Linked DNA regions of Mus musculus: region 2 is linked to region 1. Evidence: chromatin loops called from intact Hi-C (ENCODE). Cell type or tissue: heart. All regions are shown on one strand. Links, peaks and the distances in the headings refer to the core of each region. The heading gives the core; the rest is flanking DNA.

Evidence for each region. Hi-C counts contacts between places; a loop is a spot of excess contacts. Peaks named below come from ENCODE experiments on the same cell type or tissue, not always from the same donor. Only the 100,000 strongest peaks of a DNase experiment are listed, where the experiment ranks them.
Region 2: it touches region 1 in a loop (2.1-fold over the local background); 1 of 42 quality-filtered maps calls a loop at or near these places.

Annotation. Positions count from the first base shown.
Region 1 is chr6:148,894,944-148,897,849 of GRCm38, forward strand. It overlaps Caprin2 (caprin family member 2), which reads right to left and starts at 1,294. Exons shown (of 19, transcript NM_181541.4): 1 at 1,075-1,294; 2 at 1-213. The coding sequence starts at 170. In heart, for the core only: a CTCF peak has its summit at 1,387; a DNase peak (open chromatin) is centred at 1,298; H3K4me3 peaks cover 1,734 bases; H3K27ac peaks cover 1,399 bases.
Region 2 is chr6:148,390,266-148,393,171 of GRCm38, forward strand. The region is part of intron 5 of Tmtc1 (transmembrane and tetratricopeptide repeat containing 1); the gene reads right to left. Among named protein-coding and RNA genes, the nearest start is that of Tmtc1, 53 kb to the right of the region's middle. In heart, for the core only: a CTCF peak has its summit at 1,227 (motif pointing right); DNase peaks (open chromatin) are centred at 896 and 1,246; H3K27ac peaks cover 771 bases.

The sequences.
Region 1 (2,906 bases), core at 226-2,725:
TTCTCGATGTTCCTAATTTTGTGTTTAAGGCATATAAGTCCATTATCAATATAGGTTTCATATGCCTGGGAAGGAGATGCAGCAGAACTGAGAGTAGACTGCAGGGGGCTCAGAGCCCGCTGGTTTTCCCCTTGCTGATCCTGGTTCACTTGGGACTTGGCTGACTTCATACTTCCCACTTTTCCCTCCTCTGAATGGCCGGCCTGAAGGTGACTGGTAACCGAAAAGGGATGGAGAGAGTTGCACCACTGAAACAGATGAGGCTAAAGGATGGGGGCAGGAGGAGTTAAGTACCAATGTAAACTAAAGGTGCACAACGAGGAGCTTCTTTAAAATGAAATGAAGTCAAAACATAACGTTGATTCAGACAGCGTACTTCCACTCCCCTACTAAGGTTAATTGACACAAGCAATAGCCAATAAAGACAGTCTATACGTAGGCAAAATTTACACTATAGGAATGTTTCCAGAAGTTCTATTCCCCACATGGAGAACTGCTAAGCAAGCGGAAGGCTTCTGATCTCATTCTGAATAATTTCTATGGTCGGGGGCGGAGGGTGAGGGTTGCAGCCACAACTTCAAGCTATCTCAAAGTCTACGTGAACCAAGTTTCTTGTACTAAATGACAACACTCTTTGACTGTCCAGGACCTAACCAAGTGCATCCCCCTGGACACTGCTGCCAAGTCTCACAAACTGTACGCCGAGGTGGCTTCCAGTTGTGTTTACAGTAACTCACAATCACTCACTCCTATACTGGCAAGCCTTCCGCTACCCGCACCAAGGAACCGGGAAACCAAGGAGTCGGACACTTCAACTCTATTCAGAAATCCTGCCCGTAAGGAGCAAGACCAGAGCTAGACAGCCCCTGGACACCATTGCTCGTTCAAGTGCCCCAAGGGCCCGAGTAGAGGAGCCCCAGTCAGGGTCACAGTCTAAGGGCCCACGCAGCCCACCAGACGCAGAGCGCTCTGCAAAGCCGCTGAGAAGCCCGACCCCAGAATGCTGGGGCACCACGCTTCTCCACCCCGCCGCGGCCGCGCAGACCCACCCACCCCGCCGCCGTCCTGCTTCACCTCCCCGGCTGCCTCCGAAAGCGCGCGGGAGTCCTGCGCGCTGCAAAGTGGGCGAACTCCACCCCGCACTCCCTTCTCCCCCCGCGTCCCTTCCTCCCGCCTCAGCTTAGCCTGCGGCCACCGCCGACAGTGCACCCAGCCAACTCCGCTGCTCGCGCCCAAGCTGTCCCCCTCAAGGCGCGCGCAACTTATGTAGGCCGCGCACGGCGCGACCACGCCCAAATCCCGCCTATTTCCGGTCCTCTGCCCCGCCCTCTAGCACGCGAGCTCCCCTCGGAGGCTTCGCCTTCCGGTGTCCCCTCCCACTCCCCTCTCGTGCGCTAGACCACCACAGTCCGCCCTTTTCCGGTACCCGGGACCTGCGAGGGACAGGTCCTTTCCGGTGCCCCTCTCTGCAAGCCTGCGCTTGGCGCGTACCTTCCCTGCGCTTCTCTGTTGCGCCTGAGGCTGGTGTGAGATACTGCACCTGGTAGCATGGATGGGCCCGCTTGTTTCAGCCAGCACTGGTGCAGATGATTTCAATTCTTGGAAAAGAGGCAGCAAGTCCTGCGCAGAATGACCAGATAAGCCAGCCTTCAGGCTCTAATGGTTTAAATGGGCACTTCTAAAATACAAGAGCACCCTTGCCCCACAGATGATTTTTCATTGTAGAATGAGTCAGAGGACTCAGCCTGTAAGAGCAGCAGAGTAGATGACTGCAGCCTTTGTAGTAGGAGGGTATGCGCCAAGGCTATGTGTCGCTATGAAGCAATTCATTTCATTGGCACTAAAAGAGTTGTTAAAATTATTTGTTGGGCCGGGCAGTGGTGGCGCACGCCTTTAATCCCAGCACTCGGGAGGCAGAGGCAGGCAGATTTCTGAGTTCGAGGCCAGCCTGGTCTACAGCGTGAGTTCCAGGACAGCCAGGGCTACACAGAGAAACCCTGTCTCGAAAAAAAGAAAAAAAAAACAACAACAAAAAAAAGTTATTTGTTGGGTTGCATAAAGTTAACAGAAAACAGGAAGAATGTCAGCTTCTGAAGGACTGGTGGTAGTTCCTGTATCAAATGAGGTTTTAGGGGTAGATTACTCCCTAATACCAGGGAGGCAGGAACAGACCTAAACAAAAAACACTACCTCATAAACTAAATAAAATAATAAAGTTAATAAATTAAAACTTGTGCCCAAGTATTTTACCAAATAGAATTGGTTTTAAGTCCTATCCTTGAGGCAAGGGTAATTATTTAGAACAGGGCAGTCAAAAGCATAATCAAGTAAATAAATGGAAAGTCTGGACAAGACCACCCAAAAATCACCTTGGCTTTGGCACTTCTTGTTACCTATTACATGTTTACCTGCATGTATGTTTATGTACATGGTTGCCTGGTTCCTGCTGTAGGTCAGAAAAGGGTGTTGGATACCCTGGAACTGGAGTTATAAACAGTTGTGAACCACCACGTGGGTGCAGGGAATTGAGCCCAGGGAGGGCCTGTGGAAGAGCAGCCAGTGCTCTTAACCACTGAGTCATCTCTCCTCCCTGTCCTATTATGTTCTTTAATGTTGTATTTTAGCTTTGAATCTCTGAACTATACCTGCAACTTGAATATTAGACAAACACTATGTTGTCTGTTTTCCTCATTTATAACTAGAGAAAGAACAGGCTGCTGAACTGACCAATAGACTTACCTTTTGCCACACAGAGTGGCCATGAAGCCTGTGATGAGCACACCTTCAGATAACTGAACTGACACATTTATATTTGCATATGCCTTTGTTGGCCTATGCTAATAATGAACCCAAAAATAATATTTCCAACCAGGGGTTGTGGCACATACCTTTACAGGCACACAACT
Region 2 (2,906 bases), core at 100-2,599, 500 kb before region 1:
GTGACAGATATGCTCTGCAGTCTATATAGCGTCACACAGAGAAGTATAGAGAATTATAGTGATGTGCTGCGAAGCACATCACTCCCACTACTGTGATGTTGCAGGGAGGGTACCATGGGAGAAGGGCATTCAATGCAGTAAAAGAAAAAAAATCCAATTTTTAAATTTCTACTCAAAATTCAACTTTATGGGGAAAAGGTACATAAAAATGAAACTAGTATCGTTCAGGCTGCCTTACTACAAACAATCTAAAATTCAGTATGAAAACTCTCTGCCAAGTCCTTAATGCAGCTATGTCTTGTTCTGAATTATCAGATCATCATGTAATAAAGGCAGAATTGAGGAACACCAGTGAATAATCATGTTTATAAAATGCTGTACCAGATAAATGTGCCACAAGCTATATAACTTATTTCTTGTTCAAAATTAATTATGCATTCTAAAGAGACAAAACGCTTCAGCAATAAAGGCTCTATCATTACAGGAAAGCTGTTCACTATGCTGACTACTTCACCGTCATCATCTGCCACAGAACTCAGGTTTCCAAAAATAGATCTGAGGGTCATTACTGGGCCGATTTCCAGTGAGAAAACAATGTCACTTAAAATGTAAAATATTAAGTCTATTATTCAAGTTCAAAGGTTTGGCTTTGCCTTCTGGGACATACATCAGAAAAGTGCCTGTGACCCCCAGGCAGGCTACCTACTGGAAGGAAACTTCCATCCTGGCTCTTTGTGACGTTTTTAAGACCTAAAACTTTATAGATATAGAGACCCACCTCAGCTCAGAATTCCACAGCTCAACTGAGTATGCTGCCAAGTTCTCAGTCTGAGCAGAATCTAAATACACACAGGATGTTCTGGGACATCCAACTCTCCTCTGGAAACAATGCAGGCACAGGGGACACCACCCATCCCCATGGCCTCTGAGACAGAGCTGTAGAGAACCAAAGTGGGGGAGGGAAGGAAGCAGGTCTCAGGGAAGCACCCAGAGCTCCCCTCAATAGCTAATGTTTTTAAGACAAAAAAAAAAAAAAAAAAAGTAAAAATCAGCTTTAAGGATGCTCGGGACATTTACAAATCGAATTTACTGTTAGTAATGGATTCGCTCCATCTCGGTCTGAAAACAGCGTCCTTAGACTTTTAATAAAGTCTTCTCCATTCCCCAAGACATAAGTAAGGCACACAGCCAAGACAAGCACACTAGCAGAGGCACCCACAGACCTTGCTCCTGCAGGGGGCAATCAAGCCCAGACTCCATCCTGCTGTTCTAGAACTCTCCCTGTCCTCTCCCACACTCATCACCAGCCTTATAACCAAACCTGACACACTGCTCACCTATCCTGTAACCACCTCAGCATTCCTGCCCCAGGTTAAATCCCGGGCATGCCAGCATGGTGCTTGTGAGCCGCAGGAAGAATATTCCTTGGGTTGGAAGAACACTCCTAAAAACAGAGAAAGAGAAGGCAGAAAGGCAGCAGCCTCAACACAACCTTCCTGGCCTGTTCAGGTGGGGACTCTAACTATGTAGAGAGGCTGCTGAGAAGGTTTTCTGAGCAAGCATGAAGTCCTGAGTTCAATTGCAGTACTTATGTAAAAAGCTGGGGATGTGCTGGTAAGGCCAGTGCTGAGAGGTGGAGACAGGAAGTTTCCCTGAGGTTTGTTAGTTAAATAAACCAGTCCAGGGAGAGACTGTCTTAAATAGTAAGATGGGAAGCAATGAGAGACATACTTGGCTTCAACCACAAGCCCCCCACATACATGTTCACACACACAGGCACACACACACACACACACACACACACACACACACACACACACACACAGAGTAAACGTACTCAGGAAAAGATCATCCCTTTAAAATACTTGGCCTGTATAACTTCGGTGTATCATAGATGCAGTTAGAAGATAATGAATTCTGCAACAAGACAGCCAGCAACCTTCTCCTGAACCTCACAGGAGGCTCTGCTGGGCACAGCAGGGGCACAGCTCCCTGCTGGGTTCTGATTAGACAGAGAGCAGTTTCGGTGCAATTAACCCACCCGACTGTCAAAGCACAGTGAAGAAACCATCACACACGGTGCATAATGGCACAGAAGCGGTACACAAGGAAAGATTTAGCCTGTGAACGATAGGGGCTGTATGGTTCACGCAAAGGAAGAAAAGCGGGAAAAGAAAGAAACAGCATTGCTCTTGGCTGCTTTTCGAAATTTGCTGAGGCTTTGCATATGGCTAAGGCACCCCAGATCACAGGCAGGATGCTTGGGAACACGGGGAACCAGACGCCCCTGTCTGTTTCAAATATTAAGAAAGAAGGTTTGGGGGTTTTGTTTGGCTTTCTTTTGTTTTCCAGCTTGCATCTATAGTTGCTATGGCGGCAAATGTCAATCTCCTGAGACAGAAAAGGGGGAGAAAAGATTGTAGACTAGAAGTCTACAGCAGAACCCAGACTGGCCACACAACATAAGTTTGTTTTGTTACTCTAACTGTAAGAGCCCTTTTAGAGAGGAGGAAACTTTGTTAAGATGCTAGAGAGGTCTTCACAAGACTATTAAAGCTCAGGGTTGAAATTCCAAAGTATAAAATAAATGACAATGTGTGTCCCTTTGAGTGCCAGGCTTTGCTTCTGGACCCAGTGGCCTGCTCAGCTATGACAAGGCATGAGAACCAAAGGACAAAAGAAACAGTGCCAGATGTTGGCAATGCCGGGTTCATGGAAAGGAGCAACTGGCAGCAAGGCCACACTTAGGATGGGCATCCAAGCCTAGAAAATGGGGAGGAGGGGGCCTGGCAGGGGCAGGCCAGCTTGCTGCAGTAGTGTCTGCTAGACAGTGTTGAACAGGACATTTATGATATGGACAGGGCAGGAGTGTAGAGTTAGGAGGAGTCCAGTGTTTGCAGCCTGGG